2 separate regions of the Homo sapiens genome follow, and region 1 is linked to region 2. The links are chromatin contacts, found by Hi-C or POLR2A ChIA-PET in ENCODE. All regions are on one chromosome and are shown on one strand. The core of a region is the stretch at or near the end of the contact, and the rest is flanking DNA. Distances in the headings are between cores, read along the strand shown. Region 1 has its middle 88 kb from the start of CPSF6. Region 2 has its middle 51 kb from the start of TODL.

The links. Hi-C counts contacts between places; a loop is a spot of excess contacts on that map. ChIA-PET counts read pairs that join two places held with the same protein, here RNA polymerase II (POLR2A). Pooled maps may share reads with other maps.
Region 1: a map of prostate gland shows a loop between it and region 2 (2.1-fold over the local background). The contact joins two enhancer-like sites. A Hi-C loop is called at or near these places in 3 of 168 maps with a recorded cell type or tissue (IMR-90, endothelial cell of umbilical vein and prostate gland) and 12 of 50 pooled maps. POLR2A ChIA-PET finds 5 or more read pairs at or near these places in 2 of 52 experiments (activated B cell and activated naive CD4-positive, alpha-beta T cell).

The regions. Positions count from the first base shown.
Region 1 is chr12:69,149,107-69,154,810 of GRCh38, forward strand. No RefSeq gene overlaps it. Among named protein-coding and RNA genes, the nearest start is that of CPSF6, 88 kb to the right of the region's middle. Within about 2 kb of position 2,210, at least 3 of the 41 ENCODE cell types and tissues checked have a DNase peak (open chromatin) inside an H3K27ac peak, as active enhancers do.
Region 2 is chr12:69,056,400-69,061,611 of GRCh38, forward strand. No RefSeq gene overlaps it. Among named protein-coding and RNA genes, the nearest start is that of TODL, 51 kb to the left of the region's middle. Within about 2 kb of position 3,257, at least 4 of the 41 ENCODE cell types and tissues checked have a DNase peak (open chromatin) inside an H3K27ac peak, as active enhancers do.

The sequences.
Region 1 (5,704 bases), core at 960-3,459, 92 kb after region 2:
ATGGGCTCATTCTCAACCTTGGCAAAATAAACTTTCTAAATTAATTGAGACATGTTCCAGATTTTCTGGGCTCACAACACACACTCCTGCCCAGAGAGCAGGACTGGATTCTAATTCCCCTCCTCTAATTGATATTGGCTCTGTAGTCTCTGTGGCCAGGTCTCACTCACCAATGCCAAAGTATGCCCAATACATCTTTCATTCCAAACTAAACATAAAGTATCAGTTTTACTTCTCCTTCTCCTCGAGGTAACATAATCATAAACTATTCTCTGTGAAATATTCCACAGGCTGACATCTGCTTTCTTTTCCTTATCTCCCAAAAGGAGGTGATCGTAAACATAGCTTCAAGAAATTTCTCATACAGCTGTTTCCATTACAGCACTACTTCTCTAGTTTCAGTCCTGAGGATGTTTGCTAGTGTCTATTTATATTCATGTTACCTAAGAAATAAATTTAAAAACAAATAAACATTATGTGATGGCAAAGTTCTAGGCATGATGTAAATCTCACCAAATTAATCCTGTTCACTAAGACTATCCCAAAATGGCTTCAGTCTTGTCCATTCTTTTTACATTATAGAGTTGTCTCGTAACAGCCACTAACTTTAAAGGATTTGCGTTCACTTTTTCCGAGGCCCCTTGCTGAAAACAGTAATAATTGTCTGCATTTTCTCAACAAAGCAGGTCTTTCTAAGGAAATTCTCTTTCAAAATCCAGACAAAGGAAATCCCTTCTACTTATGAAAGGGATTTGTGATTCTGGAACAGTGCCTGATAGTTCCAGAAAGTGTAACTCTAACTGGGCCCAGTGGCTCACACCTGTGATCCCAGCACTTTGGGAGGCCAAGGCAGGATGATTGCTTGAGCTCAGGAGTTCAAGACCAGCCTAGGCAATATAGTGAGACCTTGTCTCTACAAAACATAAAAAAAAATTAACTGGGTGTGATGGTACACACCTGTAGTCCTAGCTACTAGGGAGGCTGAGGTGGGAGGATTGTTTGATCCCAGGAGGTTGAGGCTGCAGTGAGCTGAGATCACACCACTGCACTCCAGCCTGGCTGACAGAGCAAAACTCTGTCTCAACAACAGCAACAAAAGTATAGCTCTTTTACTGAAACAACAACAATAAGTCAACCTGTCACTTGCAATTCAAACTGCCAGGAAATGCTAATAATTTGAACTGCCCAGTGTGCAATGCGTCTGTGTCACAGCATGTGACTGCAATGTTGCCTGTGGGGCAGGTTCATAAAGTCATGGTGAAGACACTCATTCTGGATTCACACTGATCTGGAATCCCAATCCAGGTCCACCAATTATGGTCTCTGTGAGCAAGTTACTTTTTTCCCAAAGACAAAATAAAATTAATTATATTACTTTCTTCATAGAGTCACGGTTAGGATTAACTGAGATAATTCACATTAAATCCCCAGCCCTGGCCTTGGCAAATAACAAGTGTGCAATAAATGTCAATTAATAAGTAAATGAGTTGACCTGGCAGCAGACATGGTGGTAAAGCAGGCTGGTGAGCCACACTTGGAGATGAACGAAAGTAATCCCTGTGCCATAGGAAACCAAGCCAGAATTCATGTTGCAGGTACGTAAAATGGCAGGGCATGCCCCACTTATCCAGTACATCCAAAAATGTTCCTGGCTAATTTTAAGAGTTACTCAATCAATGACAGACTTTAAGGATAATTGAATGTTCTTTGTTTCTCTTGGCAAAATCACAATTTGCAGAATTCTATTTGGCAAGAGACATAGTCCAAAGTTCTTTTCTTTTTTTAAGGAAAATTATTTCAATCACAAGAAGTAGATTGCATGGGACAACCTGTGAGAGTCCTTTCAGGTCAAAACATTCTACATCTCTAACAGCATTGTGCACTGGCATGGAACACATGGTAGAAGGAACGTTCCTGGGCTGTGGGGTTGGACAGACCCGAGCCTGGCCTCCTCCTCTGCATGCAGCTTGATCAAGGTCTATCCTTTCTCTGAGTCTCTCTCATCTGCATAAATGGGGAGAGTAATACCTACCTTAGAGGATTGTTGTGAGAATTAAATGAGAGTATTACATATAAAAGTGCCTGGGATAGTTCTAGGCACATGGTAGATAATGAATAAATGGGAATATTTCTACCTTGCTCTCCAAAGTCACTCAGCAGAGTTACCTGAGACTACGAACCTCCCAGGAGAGCTGTTTACTTAGGGAATTACAGCTGCGGGTGAGACTTTGCCATTTGAGTGTGTTCCCTGTGGGACATATCACTTAAATAGCCCGTTGAGACTTTTTTTTTTTTTAAGAGGAAACGGGTTGAAGAGGGTAAGTCAGTGGTGGAAACTTACGGGTTGGAATGTAGGCACTGGTTAGCTGGCTGCTTTGAGGACATCAGGCTACCCTATATTCCTCCATCCACCCGCCCATTCAATAAATTTTTATTGAACACAAATTCTGTGTTAGCATCAGGCTTGAGGCTAGGGATACAACAGTGAAGAATAAACAGTCCCTGCCCTTAAGAGTTCACAGTCCACTGGGAGAAACAGACAAGAACACAAGCAATTAAGATATAGCCCATTGTGGTCAACGCCAAGGGAGGGGAAGTATAGAATGCCATGGACATGATGAGAACAAGACATGTGCTTTAACTTGTACTATTTTCAATGTACTCAGTGAGGGGTGAGGAAAAACAGATGTTTAAACTATTTTTTTAAAGACTGATATATTAAACACTGGTACATCCATTACAACACTTAAAAAATAAAACACTACAAGGCTGGACACAGTGGCTCACCACTATAATCCCAAGCACTTTGGGAGGCCAAGTGAGGAGGATCACTTGAGGCCAAGAGTTCAAGACCAGCCTGGGCAACACAGGGAGAATTTATCTCTATTTAAAATTTAAAATTTTACAAATCAAGTCATAAACATTAGCTGGGCATGGTGGTGTGTGCCTGTGTTCCCAGCTACTTGGGAGGCTGAGGTGGGAGGATTATTTAAGCCCAGGAGTTTGAAGTTGCAGTGAGCTATGATGGTGCCACTGCCCTCCAGCCTGGGTGACAGAATGACACCGTTATCTCCAAAAAAAGAGTGTTATTTGCTTTGGTAGACCTGGAGCAGATTTTCATATCCAGTTATGTAAGCAGTTGGGTTTCCAGTGATGTTTTAATGCAGTCATTGGTGGACACACTCTGGGAAGCTCTGGCTATGAGAGCACATAAAGTCCGCCCCCTGCTCCGGACATGAGGTTTAAAAATCTTTCCACACCACTGGATGGAAATGTGGATGATTGGTAGAAATTACCCAACTAACGGTTAGAGGTGGAAAGGAGTGACGGCACTATTTCAGGCATAATAAGAAGTATCAGAAGTGAGAAAAAACATGGAATATTTGAGATACTAAATGGCACTTATTTAAATGACATCAATTGCTGGGGCATAGAATTGAAGTGGGAAGTGTCGACATACAAGCCAGAGGAGACAAATATAGGAGAAACTCTGTCAGAGACTGTCCCACACTACAGAATACATTTATGGAAAATAATTAGAGCATGCACAAGTGTGCAGAAACCTGTGGGTAGAAGTGTTAAATTAACGTAGAATTTAAATGAGTCAAAACTCTCGGTATAATTTTTCCTAACATTCCTCTACAATGCCCAAAATGTTCCATATTCTTCATTAATCATGTTCATTATTTATATAATAATGGAGCAAAATTCTCAAACTAAAGAATGATTGAGCTGGGCGTGGTGGCTCAAGCCTGTAATCCCAGCACTTTGGGAGGCTGAGGTGGGCAGATCACTTGAGCCCAGGAGTTCTAGACCAGCCTGGACAATATGGCGAAACTCTGTCTCTACTAAAAATACAAAAATTAGCCAGGACTGGCGGTGCGCACCTGTAATCCCAGCTACTCAGGAGCCTGAAGTGGGAGAATCCCTTGAACCCAGGAGGCAGAGGTTGCAGTGAGAGAGATTGCACCTCTGCATTCCAGCCTGAGCTACAGAGTGAGACTCTGTCTCAAAAAAAAAAAAAAAAGAGAGAGAGAGAGAATGATTAAGTGCATTTCTCCTTGTGACTCATGAAGAACAGTGCACTCACCCTCCTCACTGAGCAGGCGTCCTGTTTTACTGTGATAGGAAAATTCATGGCAGCACCACGCTGTGTGAGGTGAGTCTGCATCTAAACAGGAATATTGTGTCCGACTGGCGTGAAGGCCAATTGATTTTTGTTTCTGGAGTAGGACGGAGTTTGCCCCAGCAAGGGTTTGGGGCCTTCCTTGAGACACTGGCCCCACCACATGCCTGGAAAAGTCGGGAGCGGGAGCCTGGAAAGGAGACAGCAGGGACACTAGGAGCAGGTCAGAGGTGGGCTCCCTTCTTAGGGCAGATGATCAAAGGCCAAATGCAGCAAAGAGTTTCAGTCCAGTTTGAGACCTGCCACACCAGATCTGAACAGAAACGGACACCTCAAGTGCAGAGCACATAGACATGCACAGCTTCAGTCTCCTGAGTAGCTGGGATTACAGGCATGTGCCACCATGCCTGGCTAATTTTGTATTTTTAGTAGAGATGGGGTTTCTCCATGTTAGTCAGGCTGATCTCGAACTCCCAACGTCAGGTGATCTGCCCCCTCGGCCTCCCAAAGTGCTGGGATTACAGGCGTGAGCCACCGCTCTAGGCCAAGCAAATTGTTAATGCTATTAAAGGCACAGTACTGAATGAGATCACCAAGGACATGTGGTCAAAAGAGAAGACCAAGGTCCAATCTCTGAAACACTCCAACTTTAAGAGATTGGGGATAAGAGGAAGAACCAAAGGAGGCCAATAAGAAACCTCCAGTAAGATAAAAGGAAAATGAAGACATTGTGGTATCCTGAAAGTCAAGTGTAAAGTCTCAAGGAAGAGGAGTGGTAACTGCGTCAAATGCTGCTGATAGGTCAAATTGGAGATAAAAATTGACCATTTGATTTAGCAACATGGGGGTCACTGGTGATCTTGATAAAAGTAAATTTGGTGAAATAGCAGGGACACATGCTTTCTTGGCTACGTTAAGGAGCCACTGGCAGAAAAGAAATTGGAGGCAGCAGCACAGGTAGCTGGGCATCTTTTGAAAAATCACGATGCGGATGATACAGGGAATTCAACTGCCCAAAATGAAGCAAAGGAGACAAGAGATGGAAATGTCCCTCAGAGAGAAGCAGGCCTCAGGTAGCCCTTGAAGGTGAGAGATGGCAGCACAAAACCACAAGAATTATTCAAGAGACCCAGGAAGAAGGGGAGTTGGCAGGGTATGGCCTCCAACAGCAACACAGGAGTGCTGGCCTAGCACCCACTTCCTGGACTCAGCATAGTAGGAAGCCACGTGGGCTGTACACAGGAGAGTTGGTAAATTGTCCCCCAAGCACTTGGAAATACATTTCCTTTCTGAGATACAAACATATTACATTAACTGCTCAGAGATATGCAGTCGTCTCAGAGAGAAAAAATGGTTTTGAGGCCAGCAAGACTTGACCTGAGTGAGGGCATTAACAGAGCTAAAAAAAAAAATGTTGACACAAAACAAAAAGTAGAAGTAGTCCTCGATTTTCCCGCGTGCGTTACACAAACTACACTTTGACATATCACAAAGACAACTCAAGCCACCATTTCATAGGCTGCATGTGACCTTCCTTCCCTCAGGTTTCCAGGGGACACTTGAAGCTACCACAAGGTG
Region 2 (5,212 bases), core at 2,007-4,506:
TGGAAATTACAAGACTTATTTTAATAGAAGCAAGTCCCTGGTCCAGGAGAATGGAGACCAGACTCTGGAAGGGAAGAGAGTTCTGGAAGGTTGTCTCTGCCTTGGATTCATCTTTGCAGTCTTACCACCTGAACATTAGTTGTAGTGAATGTCACTTGTGTTGGGTGCCTCTGAGAGCCAGATTGTTCTTCCTCCGAATGCCCTGTGATTGAGCCACTGGACTGTGAGGTCCACCAGTAGGACCTGTTTCTTTCTCCAGTACCCAAGGAAGAGTTACAGAATCCTGATGGGGGCCATCAATAAAATCACAATTTTCCATCAGGATCAAATACTTGGGAAGTGATGCCAAGGGCAAAATAAGAAAACTAGAGCTGAATGTTTTTATTTATTTTTCAAGCTAAATATCTGTGAGAGGTTTGTAAAAACATTTACTATTTTTAATATTCTCATACCTTAAAAGTTGAAGCCATCTTTGGCTGCCACAGGGTAATTAGAAGCAGTCTGCTTCCTCCCTGTCCAGTTTCCCAGACGTTGGGAGAGTGGAATGTTGGCTGAAGAAGGGAAGATTGTGCAATGCTTTTTATTTTTTATTTATTGCTAAAGAATTGATACATTGTTTAATAAGTTCTTTAAGAAAATTCTATTCTCTGATTTACCTTCCAAATGGCTTGAGTGGTGATGGAAGATTTAAGTCATTTTGTGTTTTTTAGCATTGCAGTCCATATCAAATTCCATACCTTCCTTAGTATACTTATTATTTGCCCAGTAACATATAGAGTAAGATCCATATTCCCAAGTCAAATTCTGAAGAAAGGTCTACTTTTAGATTTATTTTTAGTTTTTTAGTTTGTTTATACTTGACACCAAAACCACAAAATATTTGTATGAGCCAACGCTCAAAAGAGTGCTTCCATAAGCTTGTTACTAGAAGTTGCTTTTGGTCCTAAATTGCCAAGGAGGCAAGACTCCAAACATAGGTTTCCTGTTGGGGTCCTTGGGCAATATTACTTTCTGCCAAATGCCCTTTTTGGGGATTAACTTTTTTTAAAGCAACAAGTTAGAAAATAGTGAGTGTATTTTAAAACAGCTGCAAATATATGAGTTAACAGAGTTAGAAATGAGGTTGTCAGTTACCACAATTCATCAGTTCTTCATCCAATAAATATTTATTAAGTATCTATCATCTTCCAGGAACTACATGTTGGTTTAAGCCAAATTTAACTTTAAGATAAATTGAAGTTTACTATTGCCTTCCAAATAGTAAATGTTACAGAAACAGGAACAAACACTAGGTTTTAAGATAATCACAATAATTTTATTCCAATAGTTTTCAAGGTGACTGGTTCTGTTAAGGGGAAAAAAAAACCTTTTGATAAAGAAGTAGACCAGGCACAGTGGCTCACGCCTGTAATCCCAGCACGTTAGGGGGCTGGGGCAGGAGGATCATTTGAGCCCAGGCAAAACAGGGAGACCTCATGTCTACTAAAAATTAAAAAAAAAAAATTGGCCAAGTGTGGTGGTCTGAGCCTGTACTTCCAGCTACTCTGGCAGCTGAGGCAGGAGGATGGCTTGAGCCAAGGAGATGGAAGCTGCAGTGAGCAGTAATTGCATCACTGCACTCCAGCCTAAGTGACAGAGCAAGACCCTGTCCGAAAATTAAAAAAAAAAAAAGAATTAGGCAAAGTCAAGGCTATCATTTTAATATCTACATTCCTAAGCTTTTCTCCTCAATAATCATTTGAAGTAGACAAAAGACGAAAATAAGAAAGTAAGAAGATCTGATAACTCCATAGGAAATTTTACCCAACAGAATACTTTCTGACAGCAAATTAAAATTCTAAAGCCATAGAGCATCTACATAATGGTGGCCATCTTAGGACGGTGAGTATCAGTATCAATCACTTTATATTGTTGGAAACATGCACATCATACATTCAGGCATTTAATTTTTTGATAAAGACTTAATGTCTACAAAAATGCACATTAATTCATTTTAAAAATGATTATTTTATTTCTAATTGACACATAATACCTGTACATATTTATGGGGTAGAATGTCATGTTTTGATACATATATTATACATTGTGTAATGATCAAATCAGGATAATGAGCATAGACATCACCTCAAACACTTTTTATTCCTTTGTGGTAAGAACATTCAAAATTCTCTCTTCTAGCAACTTGGAAGTATACAATACGCTATTGTTGACTATAGTCACCCTACTGTACCCTGGAACACCAGCAGTATCCATCCAATGGACCTGTACCTTTGTACCTGTTGACAGCCTGTCCCCATCCCCCTCTCCTCCTTACTCTCCCCAGCCTCTGATAACCACCATTCTACTATCTACTTCTATGAGATCCATTTTTTTATATTCCACCTATGAGTGAGATCATGCAGTATTTGTCCTTATGTGTGGAGAAAGGGGAATTCTTATACACTGTTGGTGGAAAAGTAAATTAGTACAGCCATTATGGAAAACAGTATGGAGTTTCCAAGAATTAAAAATAGAAGTACCACGTGATTCAGCAATACCACTGCTGGGTATATATACAAAGGAAATGAAATCAGTATGTCAAAGCGATATCTGTACTCTCATATTTATTACAGCACTATTCACAATAGCCAAGATATGGAATCAACCTAAGTGTTCATCAACAAATGAATGGATTTTTTAAATGTGTTATATACATATGATGGAATACTATTTGGTCATAAAAAACAAAGTCCTGTCGTTTGTGAGAATATGGATAAATCTGGAGGACAATGTGTTAAGTGAAACAAGTCAGGCACAGGACAAATATTGCACTGGTTCTTGACTTGTCTCCCTCTGTGTAGTAATTCAGAGTCTATGGTAAAATGAATAAATGCTTTTTTCCCCCCTAAAAGATCCACTAAGCATCACATGTATACACTCTTGTCATCTCATTCAGGAATATCAAGTTAACCTAATCTTTTGCTTTCAGCTTGCTTTTTGGAAGCACTGATTAAATCATTTACACTAGGTATAAAATAAAAATTTACATAAAAACATTGAAATATGTAATTTGTCAATGAAATATCGAGTAGTGGCATTTAAAGCACTCTGTTTGCTGCTGGATTTGGTAAAGGTGAATAGGATACTGAGTCTGCCTTCTAGAAGCTTGTAATCAGTGGGGCTGACAAACTCAGACAAGAACAATTCAATGTGTGCTAAGGAGGTTTGCACAGAGGAAAGAGAATTAACCCTGCCTGGGATGGAAGGAAGGGTGAGTCAGGGAAGTTGATACTTAAGAGGTGACTTCTGAGTTTGAGTTGATTCTGGGAAGTTGAGTAAGTGTGAGTCAGAAGGATTAGATGAGAGAAGAAGATAAAGAGGAAACTCAAGAAGCTATAATAGAAAAGATAGGCCGGGCACGGTGGCCCACACCTGTAATCCCAACTCTTTGGGAGGCGGAGGCAGATGGATCACTTGAAGTCAGGAGTTTGAGACCAGCCCGGGCAACATGGTGAAACACCACCTCTACTAAAAATACAAAAATTAGCCAGGCCTGGTGGTGCCTGCCTATAGCCCCAGTTACTTGGGAGGCTGAGGAAGGAGGATTGCTTGAGCCCTTGAAGCAGAGGTTGTAGTGAGCTAAGAGCATGCCACTGCACTCCACCAGCCTGGGTGATGTGAGTGAAACCCTGTCTCAATAAATAAATAAATAAATACAAAGATAGACATGTGTTTATATAATATTAAAAACTCATATCATGCCAGGCACAGTGGCTCACACCTGTAACCCCAGCTTTGGGAGGCTGAGGTGGGACGATCACTTGAGTCCAGGAATTCCACACCAGCCTGGGCAACATAGCAAGACCCCGTGTCTAGAAAAAGCTTAAAAATTAGCTAGGCTTGGTGGCGTGTGCCTGCGGTCCCAGCTACTCAGGAGGCTGAGATGGGAGGATCACTTGAGCCCAGGAGGTAGAGGTGTAGTGAGCTGAGATTGAGCCACTGCACTCCAGCCTGAGTGACAGAGGGAGACCCTCTCTCAGAACAAAGCAAAACAAACAAAACTCACAAAACCCCAAAAACCTCATATCATACAAGAAGTTTTGGACAGAACAGGTACAAGGTACAATATTGTTGATACTAGAATTTACTTACCTGGAAAAAATATTTTAATTCAAATAATGCTGAAAAATTAGTATCAACATCATTTTATACAAAGATTTATTTTAAATTGGCTAGAAGTACATACAGTCTGGGTGCGATGGCTCACGCCTGCAATCCCAACACTTTGGAAGGCCCAGGCAGGCGGATTGCTTGAGGTCAGGAGTTCGAGACCAGCCTGGTCAACATGGTGAAACCTCATCTCTACTAAAAATACAAAAATTAGCTGAGCATGGTGGCAAGCACCTGTAATCCCAGCTACTCGTGAGGCTGAGGCAGGAGAATCGCTTGAACCTGGGAGGCGGAAGTTGCAGTGAGCTAAGATTGCACCACTATACTTCAGCCTGGACAACAGACAGGGCAACACTCATTTAAAAAAAAAAAAAAAAGTACATATAATATGATCTCATCTTTGTAAAAAAAAAGAATGGCATGCACCTGTATAAAATGTATGTGTGAAAATGCATTTGTGTGTTTACATATTTATTTAAATAGCATTAGATGAGCATTGGTAAAACTATGGAAGAAACAGTCATGTAAACAACATGGTTTCCTTTGGAGAGCGGCTCATGTGAGAAGAAGGGGAAGAAAGAAGAAAGGGTGAGCTAAGAAAAAAAGGGAAAAATATAGCTTAAAAGGTGTGATTACATCTATGCATGTATACATATGCATACATGTGTACAATATAGGTATATGTATATACAGAGTGTTGGGGGGGGAGAGAAAAAAGACAGAATGGTTTATAAGAAAAGAAAATGACATACAAACTGAGGGGCATTCGGGGCAGATTGGATACCTTGTGTGAAACCACCAGCACATTTAAAAGATTGCAGAGAGTCACTGCATAGGGTGTGGGTGAGACCTGCCTTTTCACTTCTTCAGTATCTGATAGTCCTATCAGCTATCACTGATAAATGTAGGTGGGGTGGGTGATTTTTCCTTTTAAGCCGGCTGATGTTTCTTTCTTACAGGAATTTATAACCCATATCTTGGCCTTGTCATTGGCAAAGAGGAAGATTTCTTTCCAAAGAGGAAGATGTTAATCTTCAGGCCTAGATTTTCTGGTTCATTATAT